Regions from separate parts of the Mus musculus genome. Here region 1 is linked to region 2. The links are chromatin loops, found by intact Hi-C in ENCODE. Cell type or tissue: left cerebral cortex. All regions are shown on one strand. Each heading gives the region's core, and the rest is flanking DNA. Links, peaks and the distances in the headings are about the cores only.

Region 1 (5,538 bases), core at 167-5,166, 66 kb before region 2:
ATAATCTCAGTAATACAGGACTCTATATTGGTACCAATAAGGAAGGAATTCTGGTACTGGGCATGCACATTAGAAGAGGGTCCATTATCAGGCTTGCTTCAGAGGTACTGAATATAAGCAGCACCCAAAACCACTAATGGGCCTGCCTTCTAAGCAATGAATTATTTGTATCAAGTTTTGTCCACCTCTGCTTATTACTGGGTAGGTGATAATTTCCTCTCGTGTCTTAGTTTTCTTCTGAAGGTTTGTTTTTTCCTCCCTACGTTGCACCAGAAGGATATCATACCTCTAACTTGGGAGTCTTAATTGTTTTTCTCAAAAGGAACCTTACCCACCCACCCCCGATATACAGAGACACACATGCACACATCCACACTACGTTTCCCTCCTCTTGAGATAACTTTTTCCCCCCAGTAGGAGATGCTGAGTGATAACTTCAGATGAGCAGATCCGTGCCAGGTTTGGAAAGACTAGAGGGTAAACACTGGGTAATCCAGGTGAGAGCACCACAGAACAATACCCTAGAGACCCAGCTGGGTAGTTAGCATTTCTTATGCTAACTGAACTTTGATTTGTGGCTAAATGAAGTTCAGAATAGAGCCAAGACTCGTTTTATACATGTTTAGACTTGTGGGTGAGCCTGAACAGCTGATAACATATTTACCAGTGTGAATTATCAGGTACTTTGCAACACTTTATTTCAATGCAGTATCCTCCTATAAAGAGTTAAATCCCCCTGCCCCTCTTAGTTTGTTCAATATCATGTCTTAAGAAATTAGTTAAGTTTCTAAAAGCTGCCCTTAATACTGGAAAGCTTCAAAAACATAAAAGAACTCCCTTTAAAAATCCCGACATATGATGGAGAACCCAGAAGCTTAAATTTAAGTAAATAAAGCGGTGATTACAAATGCCTGTTTCCTTGACAACTCCCCTCCCCCAGCCCTCCTGCGATAGGGAAAAACCAAAATGAAAACGAGAGGAGGGGGTATCTACAGAGTCACGTTGCGTTCCAGCGAGGCCCAGCCAGGCCAAGCCCAGGAAGGAAATACAAATAAATCAATTTAGATTGGGACTGTATTTTTGTGGAGTATATTTTTGTGGTTGTCATAGAAACACCAGAGACAGAAGAACGTGTTGCACGAAAAGAGAGCCCGTATATGTAACAGGAGCCATCGCTACACCTTCACGGTAGCCAAGAAAATGCTTCCACCCTGGGAGGGCTGCTCGCAGAGCCCCCAGAAAGCTCCTCACAATCTGGCACAAAGCAGTGGTCGCGGAGCCCCGGTGCTCCTCCCTCTGCCCCCACCCCCACCCCCGCATCATTCGCTCCAACCCCACCAGCATCCCGCTCCGAGCCTATCCCTTCCAAAGTACTAGGAAACCAGCCGAGCAGAGGGACCCCTGCCAGAGAAGGGCATCCGATCATCACACGCCACACCCCAGGAGAAGGTGCCTGGTAATCGTACCAACACCACCTACCTCGCTCCGGGCAGTTCTTTGCATTGGTGCTCACAAGCCAGAACTGCGAGGCAGGAGCCTGAGGTTCAGAAACTGCCTCTACTTTAGAGAAGCTGTAAGTCAGCCAACACTGGAAAGAAAAAGCGAGACTCCACCCAAAGGGGTGGACCCTTCGGGAAGGGAAAAAAAGGTGGTCCTCGGCTGACGTCTCTCCCCACCCATGTCACTTCCTTTTAAAGCTACGACTTAGCAGCTACTGGGAGGGAAGCTCGGACCCCGTGTAACATGAGTCACCCTCTCCTTCCAATGAGTGTAAAGAAGTGTCCAGCTCGGCCTCCTGTTGGAGCCAGATGGGGATTGGGATCGAGTAGTCACCCGCGTGGATAACAAAGCCATCCCAGTGGCCTGCCGCCACTCGCCCAGCTCAAGAGCCCTGTTGCATCCCCGTGCAAACAGCCTGAGAAACCTCGGCCTCCTGCCCTGGAAATTGCCCCCCCCCCCACGCCCCAAGTCCCCTGTGCCATTTCGTTTGGGGGTGGGGGTGGGGGGAAAACAGGATGAAAGCTGAAGCCCGCGCACTCTAGTGCCTTGCTCACCTCTCCTGGCCACCACTCCGCCAGCCCGGAAGCCCCTTCCAAGATCACGCCCAGCGTTCCCGAGACTAGGACCAACAGACCTAGGATGCCCGGAGCTCCTGTGGATGGATGCTCTCCTTCCAAAGCTGGGTGCCAGCGGGTGCCAGGACTGCCTACTCATGCTAGTGCGCACAAGCAGGCAACACACACATGCACATGACATTTACACTCTTGTTAAGTTAGCAAGGGTCTGAGCAGATTAACCGAACAGAGTCCTGAAACTTTAAGGGGGCGGGGGGGGGGCGGTGTTGGAAGTGCGCAAAGGCCAGGTCTGTGACATTCCTGGAAAGGTGAATTCAATCTCTGGGTGCCTAAAGTGCCCTTCAAATACGGGCTGTTCAAGACACTGTCGCAGATGTTTACATATTTACAGAAAGAATGCCCCGTGGTCGCTCTACTTTCTAGCGCGAGCAGTACTGAGAAGTTCCTCCTCCAGGCTGCAGAAGCACGGCAAATAGCTTGCCCTGCAGACAGGAGCCAAGAAGAAGGTACTCAAGAAGCAGGAAAAGGGTTTGGACTTTGACATCCTGAAGATCATCTAGAATGTGAGAGGAGCAAAGCCAAATGGAGTGAGGGTGGAGGGCATAAGGAAGAATCCAAACCGAAAGCCCATTTGTGGGGTGTAAAAATTAACTTGAACGGCTAGCAAGGGCTATAAAAGTTGTTAGTAAAGAGTTTCCTATAAGTACTGGAGAGATGAGGTGGCTCCGGGTTTAAGAGTGCTTACCGCTCTTGAATAAGTCAGGGTTCAGTTTCAGGCACCTGGCAGCTCACAATTGCCTTTAACTCTACGGAATCCATCACTCTCTGATGTTGGCCAGGGGCACCTGCATGAATGTGGTGCACATAAACTCACATAAGTACACACGCGCGCACGCATATACACACACACACACACACACACACACACACACACACATAACATAAATTACTCCGAATTTTTGTTCTTGGAATCCAATGTAATATTTAAGTTCTTGTTCTTGTTAACTCTAGCTTCTAGAACATTCAATCCCCTCTGGCCACATAGAGAAATGGTCTCAGCACCCCCTCTCCCCAGTAAAATTCTCTCTTATAACTTTTCAAGTTATATTTTGTGACTTTTTTTAAACATTGACCATACCATTTTATTTATTTTTTTTAAGATTTATTTATTTATTATATGTGAGTACACTGTAGCTGTCTTCCACACTCCAGAAGAGGGCATCAGATTTCATTAGAGATGGTTGTGAGCCACCATGTGGTTGCTGGGATTTGAACTCAGGACCTTTGGAAGAGTAGCCAGTGCTCTTAACCGCTGAGCCATCTCACCAGCCCATATTTTGTGATTTTATTGTTGACGGGAATCAATGAGTTTTCCAAAAATACTTTCCAGATAGTTAATTTTTTTTTCATAGTGGCATTTTGGGTGGAAATTTAATTTTAGAATTTGAGACTTGTTGCTGGATGTTGTGGAACATGCCTGGAGTCTCAGCGCTCAGAAGGCAGAGACAGGTGGATGGATCTCTGAGTTTCAGACCAGCCTGATCTACAGAGCTAGTTCCAGGACAGCCAGGATTGTACAGAAAAACCATCTCAAAAAACAAACAAACTAGTTCCAGGACAGCCAGGATTATACAGAAAAACCATCTCAAAAAACAAACAAACAAACAAACAAACAAACAAACAAACAATAACAATAATATCTGAGTCTTCCATAAATTTACATTACACTGATTATAGTTACAGTGAGTGATTTTGGTAAAAACAGCAGGAAATTAAAAATTTGACAATTGCAGCTCTTGCCCCAAGCTCAATATTTAATGTTTTTATTTCATTATTACGATTCAATTCTGATCCTTACTATTGCTAAGGCCTTGTCTGTTAGCCAATATTGCTAAGAGCTCATGATCTTAGAAACCTATCTGAGGGATGGGAAGGTATTGGTGGGTTGAATTCTAGGCGTTTTATTTAAGAGTCGCAATTAGACTCTGCCTCCTGTGTCTATATTCACAGAGGGTTATAAACATTTCTGTCATAATCTAACAGTTCAGCTCAGCAAATATCTCTTGGGAATCCAAGCCACAAAAACAAATGGGGTAGCACTCAATCTCAGAAGGGAAAGAGACGTGTAAACAATCGTGATACTGCATGGACACAAGGTCTCCAGTGGATAGGGGCTCCACCTTGGTCAAAGAACAGGCAAAGGGAAGAGGGCGGAGTGGTCAGCAGAGTCTCTTCCTTCATTTCAGACTCTAAGGGGGATGGGGCGCTATTTCCATCATGACAGCAAGAATTATTGCAAAGAAGACAATTCAGGCTGACAATCCCTAACCTAAAAATCCTAAAGTTTCCAAAATCCAGAACAACTAGAGCTTTTGTGTGACACCTCCCTCTTGTACGCGGTCACTATCAAAGTGCAGACATGCTAATTATTCAATGGTGTATAACATTAACTTTCAGTTCCTTTATAATGTATATATAAAATAATTTTTTTTTAAGTTTTATGCTCAGGACCTGGAGAGATGCCTCATCAGTCAAGAACACTGATTGCTCTTCCAGAGTCGATTCTCAGCACCCAAAATGGCTTAGTGTCAGGACTTTAGTTCATTATCATAGTGGTGAGAAGTACCGTGGCTTGTAGTTGAAAACTGTCCACCAGTTGCAAGGGATCTAAAGCCCTCCTCTAGCCTCTGAGGGCACCCAGTACATACATGCATGTGGGCAAAACACCCCCCACACACTACACCCCCCCCACAGCCCCCCACACATGTTATGTAAAAGAAGTAAGTCCTTCCTTCTTAAGTAGCTTTTGTCTGGGTATTTTAAAAAAAGATTTTGTGTGTGTGTGTGTGTGTGTGTGTGTGTGTGTGTATGTATGTATGAGTGTATGTGTGCATCTGTGTCTCTGTGTGCATGGATCTATGTGAGTATGCCTGTGTGTGCACACATGTGTGAATGCATGTGTGGATGTATCTGTGTGTGGATGTATCAGTGTGAGTGTGTTTGTGCACATATCTGTATATGTGTATGAGTGTGTATGAATATATCTCTGTGTGTACATATGTGTGTGTGTGTGTACATGCATGTATCTGTGTAAGCATATGCACACAACAGCATAAGTTCCCCTGGAGCAGGAACTGGGTGGTTTGAGTTGTCTGGCATGCATGGCTGCTGGAATTGAGCTCAGGTCCTCGGCAGGAGTAGTGAGTGCTTCTGTCTTAGTCAGTGTTCTATTGCTATGAAGAGACCATGACCAAGGGAGAGCATTTAATTGGGGCTGGCTTACAGGTTCAGAGGTTTAGTCCATTGTCACCATGGTGAGATGCAGGCTGGCTTGCAGGAGAGGTGCTGGAGTAGTAGCTGAGAACTACATCTGGATCTATAGGAAGCAGAGTAGCACTGGGCCTGGCTTGGGCTTTTGAAACCTCAAAGCCCAACTCCCTGTGACAAATTTCCTCCAATAAGG
Region 2 (5,538 bases), core at 118-5,117:
AGATAGTCAAGGTTGTACCTCATGCTGCAACTGGAATTGGTAATGTGTAATAATCACCCAAGTGGTACTGATTTTGTAGACATGAAGAGGTCACGAAGAGCAGCTGAGGTTTGACACTGTGAGAAGGCATAGAAGGCCATTAGTGAAGGTGCAGCCTCAGTTGCAGTTGACATCCCAGAACTGAAGGGGTCATGCAAAGAAAGAAGGTGAGGCTTCGCACCATGAAGAGAGCCTATGAGAAGCTATTGGCGAAGCCTAGTAGCAGCAGAGGACTCCAGCAAATTGGAGATGTCACCACCAAGAACAGCAGCAGCAATGGAGTAGAGTCAACCAGAGCCTAGAATGCTACAGAGGGCAGAGCTGGAGAAGTGACCCACACCCTTTGGAGGAGCTCAGATCACATGTGAATGCCAGACATTGGAACAACACGCTGTAAAGTTGAAGTTGCCTTAGATACCTCAAGATGTTCAAGATGTCAGAGCCATGGGATACCTGCCAAGGAGAGCTGCTAACAGGGAGTGGAACCAGCCCAAGAGAATGAAGCTTGTTGCTGCTGAATGCCAGATGTGCCAACAGCAGTCAACAGGGATGAAAGGGGTTGGAGATCTGAAGAGTGCTTTGAGACTGGATGTGGAGACGGTGAGTTTGGAGTTTGCCCAGCTGGTTTTTTGTTTTGCTTTGGTGCAGTGTTTCTTCAATATGAATGGTGAGTTGAAGGTGTGTGATCTGCTTTTTGATTTTGATTTCTTAAGCGGTTATAGTTAAGAGATTGCATGAATTTCAGGAGAGACTTTGGACTTTTAACATTGTTGAGATTGCTATAGAGTATGGGACTTTGGAAGTCAGACTAAATGAATTTTGCATTATACTATGGCTAAACATGGCTCCCATAAACTCATGTGTTTGAACAAGCCTATGGGGTCCAAGGAGTGTAATGTGGTGGTTTGAATATGCTTGGCCCAGGGAGTGGGGCTATTAGGAGGTGTGGCCTTTGCAATGTTCCAACATGCAAAGAAACAGTGAGTCACCAGGTGAGTTAGTTCCTTTCCCAGGAGACCAACTGGTGAGAGTTAGGGTCTGGGGTTGAGCTGAGCCCGTTCCTGCCACTCAGCAGCACCAGCACACTCCTGCTGGTATTGATAAAGTCTTAAGAGGCTGGAGTGCTTGATGCAGATTGGTGTGTGATCAGAAGGAGAACGGTGCCGGGGGACATGGGCATCGTGTTATTCAGCCTTCGCCCTAGCTTTGTGCAAGGCTAACCCATGGTCCCTGCAAACCCATGGCAAACCCATGTGTCCCGGAGGGTGAGATAGATGCTCAGAGACCATGATAGGTTTCCAGGCTCCCAGTGCGAGAAACACTGCTGACAAAGGTTGAAGGGGGGTGGAACCCAAGTAGAACAAAGCCCAACTTCTACTCCGCTCCGCAAACCGCAGCGCAGACCACGCATGAAGCCCTCTAGAGCCAAACAAATACAGGGAACAGAATGGAAGGGACTGATTCCCAGAATCCTCCCAAAGTCAAAGCAACACACTGACAACAATAAAGGAAAAAATTAAGATGGTGGCACAGTAGTCCCGCGCGTGGCCACAGGAGGTATGAGGGCACTGATTCTCAGGGTAAGCAAGGTGGAGCCTCTAGGGGCGCCAGAATGGTCTCCTTGGTGGCACAGACTTATGGTCTCTGAAAAGTCCCCCCTTTGCGGTACAGATCCTGCAGAATTCTTGACTTCACTTCATGAATGTGGGGCGGTGGAATGCTACAGATTGAGAGCCAAAGTGGCTTTCTTGAGCCGCTTAACAGTCTCTTATCACAGTTTCTGCACCCGACGTAAGCGCTTCGAGTCTGTCAGGCAAAACTTTCAGAGCAGACCGTGCTGGTGAACTTGGTACCTCTCCAGCTTCTCCCGGCCCTCAAGCTAAGGCTGCCCCTGGAGATCTACCTGGTAAATAAAAGCACGGACTTCTGAATCTTTTGTCCTTGTTCAACGAATCTAAAAGTTTGCATAGTCTCCCCCAGAGTGGGACATATTGTTCGGGGCAACTCAGATCTGTGTTCCATATTATGGCAACTCACATTTGGCTCAGAAACAACTCTCTATTGTCCCCTTTGGAGGAAGAGCTGTGTTTTGCAGCAGCAGTAGCTCTCAGGGTGTAGCACTCACTTTGGTTCTTGTGCCTCTGCTCCAGGAAAGGCAGTGTCCTTAAATGATGCAGGTGCCTGGTTCTTCTTTCAAATGTCCTTTGCATGATATTTGCTGTGGACTGTGGGGGTTGGGGGGAGGGAGAGGTGCTGTGCATAGCTGTGTGCTCTGAAGGATGCTTGTCAGTGCACAGGCCTTGCAAGCATAGCCCCCGAGTCTTCTGGGAGACCTTGGCACAGGCTTGAAAATACAGGTGGTTGGGTCTGGTTGGAGGGTCAGTAGTCTGTAGTCTCAAAAGCATACTTGGCAATTCTCCTCCACGCTCAAGGGGACTCCAAGCTGTACTTTAAGGACACGGCAATCAGAGACAGATCATGATAGATCTGAGCTGTTCCCCAGTTTCTCGGAGAGCCAAGGCCTCTGGCCCATGAATGCAGGAGGTGTGAGGGACACATCTTTCAGTCTAAGCTCTCTGGGGTTTCCATGTGGCTTCAGGATTATTGAGGGCAGTAGTTGTGGCTGCACCAGGCAGGAAGGGACAGTCCTGGAGGGACAATGCCTGGGCTTAAGAGGAACCATCTGAACAGGAACATACACGCTCTTGAGTCTGTTGACTGCAAAATGGAACATTCTAGAAAACTTGGACAGCCCTCATTTTGTTTCATAGAGATACTACCAAATAGTTGTTTTAAATTCTCAAAAGTCACAGAAGATTTGCTGGGAGGTATAAGAGAAAGTCCCTTTCCAAAGCCCGGTAGTGTTGACATTTGAATGGAGGAGCTGGGCACCTATGTCATTTATGGCTTTGCCTCCCCTGCAGCAGGGACACAAGAACCAAAGCAAGCTCCAGTTTTCAGGGATATTAACGAGAGTGATGGGCGTGTGTGTGTGTGTGTGTGTGTGTGTGTGTGTGTGTGTGTGTGCACGCATGTGTGTGCATGCAGGGCTGGGGAGAGGAGGAGGTGTTCACAGCTAAAAGTTCCCCAGAAAAGCTGGTTAAATAAATCTAACCCCTTTTCTTTACCAGAGAGAGAGAGTTTGAAATGCTTTACTGTGTGGATTCATGCTTGGAATGTTGACCCTAGTAACAGTGTCCTCAAATGACCTGTGAGGAGTAGCCAAGGACTCAGGAGAAGCACTAAGCGAGCATACCTCACAAATTAGTCATTTTTTGTTCTTATTCTCCATGAGGTGACATGTAGACAGCATCATCTAACCAGTGGAGTTGACATGGCAACCCTCAGTCTGGACTTTCAGTGGAGGACACTCTGTGTGGACATTGGGCTTTAGTGTTGCTATAACAGTGGATAACTCATCGGATGCCTAGTGCCAGATGTCATTTGTAAGAAGGGTCACCAGTGTATCTTGTGTGCCTTCTCTCTTCACTGGCCCTGGACTGAGGCCTGATGATGTCACCCACTGCTGGCCACCATCTCACCAGAAAGTTTCATTTACCACCACCTCGGCTTCCAGCCTAAGGGTAAATTTCATCCCCATAGAAACCACCTTGGAAACTGCTACTGCGGCCTGCTTCACAGCATGCAGCACGAGAGAGCATCCCAAATGTCTGCGAAGAAACCAGGTTAGTTTGAGCGGGATGTGGGTTCAGGAGGTTGAGACTTTTCATGCTGGAGTATAGGTGCTCACACTCTACCTAGATGGCCTCAGGCTGTGCACCCTCCCAGAAGTCCTGACTGCCACCCGAGGCCCCCATGCAGGAGGCCTCAGCACTATCCTGGCTCTTGCCTCGGCTTACACTCACCGTTTTTTTCAATTGGCACGTTGCAGCGAGGACAAGGCTTGGTGGTCTTCTTGATGGTTTCCTTGGAGGCCTCCTCCCAGCGAGCTTGCTCAGCGGCTCTTTTGTCCACCCTGTAGGCCTGGGTTGGAAGAGACAGAAGAAACTTAGGCTTAAGACTTCATTATCCGGATTGAAGTCTGTGTTCCTTAAAGAGAAGTGAAGACACTTCTCAGAAATGAACGTGCCTTTGGGCAAGCTCAAATATTAACTTGTTTGACAAGTGCCGGACAGCCACTGGGCATGTGTGGGCACCATGGTTTTGGCACATGGCATATGCTTATGGCTCAGAAAAGATTGCTCAATTTTATAGGCATGGAGCTCTCTGCTCTGAGAATTTTATGTGATTGTAATAAATAATATGTAGCAAGTGCTTAATCTGTAGGCAAGTGATAAACACTTCCACGTGCCTCTTGAGAGTGAAGTGAACACATTGGCTGTCATCTCGGAGGCACTGACGGAGGCTGGACACTGTTATGTAAGCGGGGGAGCCTGGGATTCTACAGTCTTCACTTCTCAACTCCCCCTTGCATTTTCTTCTGCTTCTTTCTTGACCCTGCTAAGTGGGTGCTATCCTAGAAGGCAGGGGAGAGAAAGCAAGGGCTTCCAGGAGTTGGTGACAGCAGAAATTAGGACCTTGGGCTTTGCAAGATGCTGCCTGGGTTCAAATCCACTCAGATGTAAGACATTGGTCAGGACTCCTCATTCTCTCTGAGTTCTCTCAGATGGAAATATAAAACACGGGGTGCTGCGTGCTGGGGGGCCATGTCACATGCTCCTTACAATGAGCACATGGCATGTGTCATTGGCTGATAACTTCAGGTCCTTCAGGGTCTATAATATCAGAAGCCTCGATGCCTTTGCTATCACATTCATGTTATCAAGGACCAGATAGATCATCCTTGACTCTTAGCTGCCTGCAATGGGGTGACTGCCTTCCCCATGCCCCAAAATGCGTATGTTGAACACCCAATCCTGTTGAAAACCGACTAGGCCATCCTCAGCTGGAGAAGGGACTCCAGAGGAGCAGATCGGATGGGTGCTTCATTCCGCACCTGCCGAGTCGGTCAGATGCCCGTTCACTTTCCGCTTACTTCAAGAACTGGCTGGCCCTCGTAGAGACAGAGCTGGTCGTTTTTGTTTTTAGTATGAAAGTGTTGTGATCTGGAACTGTATCTCAAAATGTTACTCCAAATAGAGTCACTCCACCTTGACCTCTATGGCATTTATTTATTTATCTTTTTCTTTAATACAAACACGTGAGTCATTTTATTAACCTGAATAATGGTTAAAGAGAAATATTTCCAGGGCTACTCGGTAGCATTGGTGCTAACTAAATGCAACAATCTTACAGACCTGAAGGCTGCCAGCCCCATGCACAGATACTCATTGGCAAGTTTCCAGCAGTGAGACACTGGGCTTGAGAGGCACGCCCTGCTGGGGCCTGTCCCCTGCCAGCAGAGGTGACATAAGAAGTACTTGGTTGCCTATGATCAGAAGCTGAGGCTTAGCATGCCCCCCCCCCACCCTTCCCCTGTGACTAGCAACCCCCATCCCATTTTCACAATGAGGTTGGGTTCCCATTGAGGCCGAAAAT

The links. A loop is a pair of places that touch in the nucleus more often than their neighbours do. Peaks named below come from ENCODE experiments on the same cell type or tissue, not always from the same donor. Only the 100,000 strongest peaks of a DNase experiment are listed, where the experiment ranks them.
Region 1: a loop joins it to region 2, with 2.7 times the contacts of the local background. A loop is called at or near these places in 9 of 42 quality-filtered maps.

The regions. Positions count from the first base shown.
Region 1 is chr17:12,115,357-12,120,894 of GRCm38, reverse strand. It overlaps Agpat4 (1-acylglycerol-3-phosphate O-acyltransferase 4 (lysophosphatidic acid acyltransferase, delta)), which reads right to left and starts at 1,611. Exons shown (of 9, transcript NM_026644.2): 1 at 1,480-1,611. In left cerebral cortex, for the core only: CTCF peaks have their summits at 425 and 3,267 (motif pointing right); DNase peaks (open chromatin) are centred at 1,058, 1,654, 2,117, 2,578 and 1 more place; H3K4me3 peaks cover 2,497 bases; H3K27ac peaks cover 1,900 bases.
Region 2 is chr17:12,049,111-12,054,648 of GRCm38, reverse strand. It overlaps Prkn (parkin RBR E3 ubiquitin protein ligase), which reads right to left. Exons shown (of 12, transcript NM_016694.4): 11 at 3,906-4,023. Among named protein-coding and RNA genes, the nearest start is that of Gm46604, 20 kb to the right of the region's middle. In left cerebral cortex, for the core only: no CTCF peak of the experiment used is centred there; no DNase peak of the experiment used is centred there.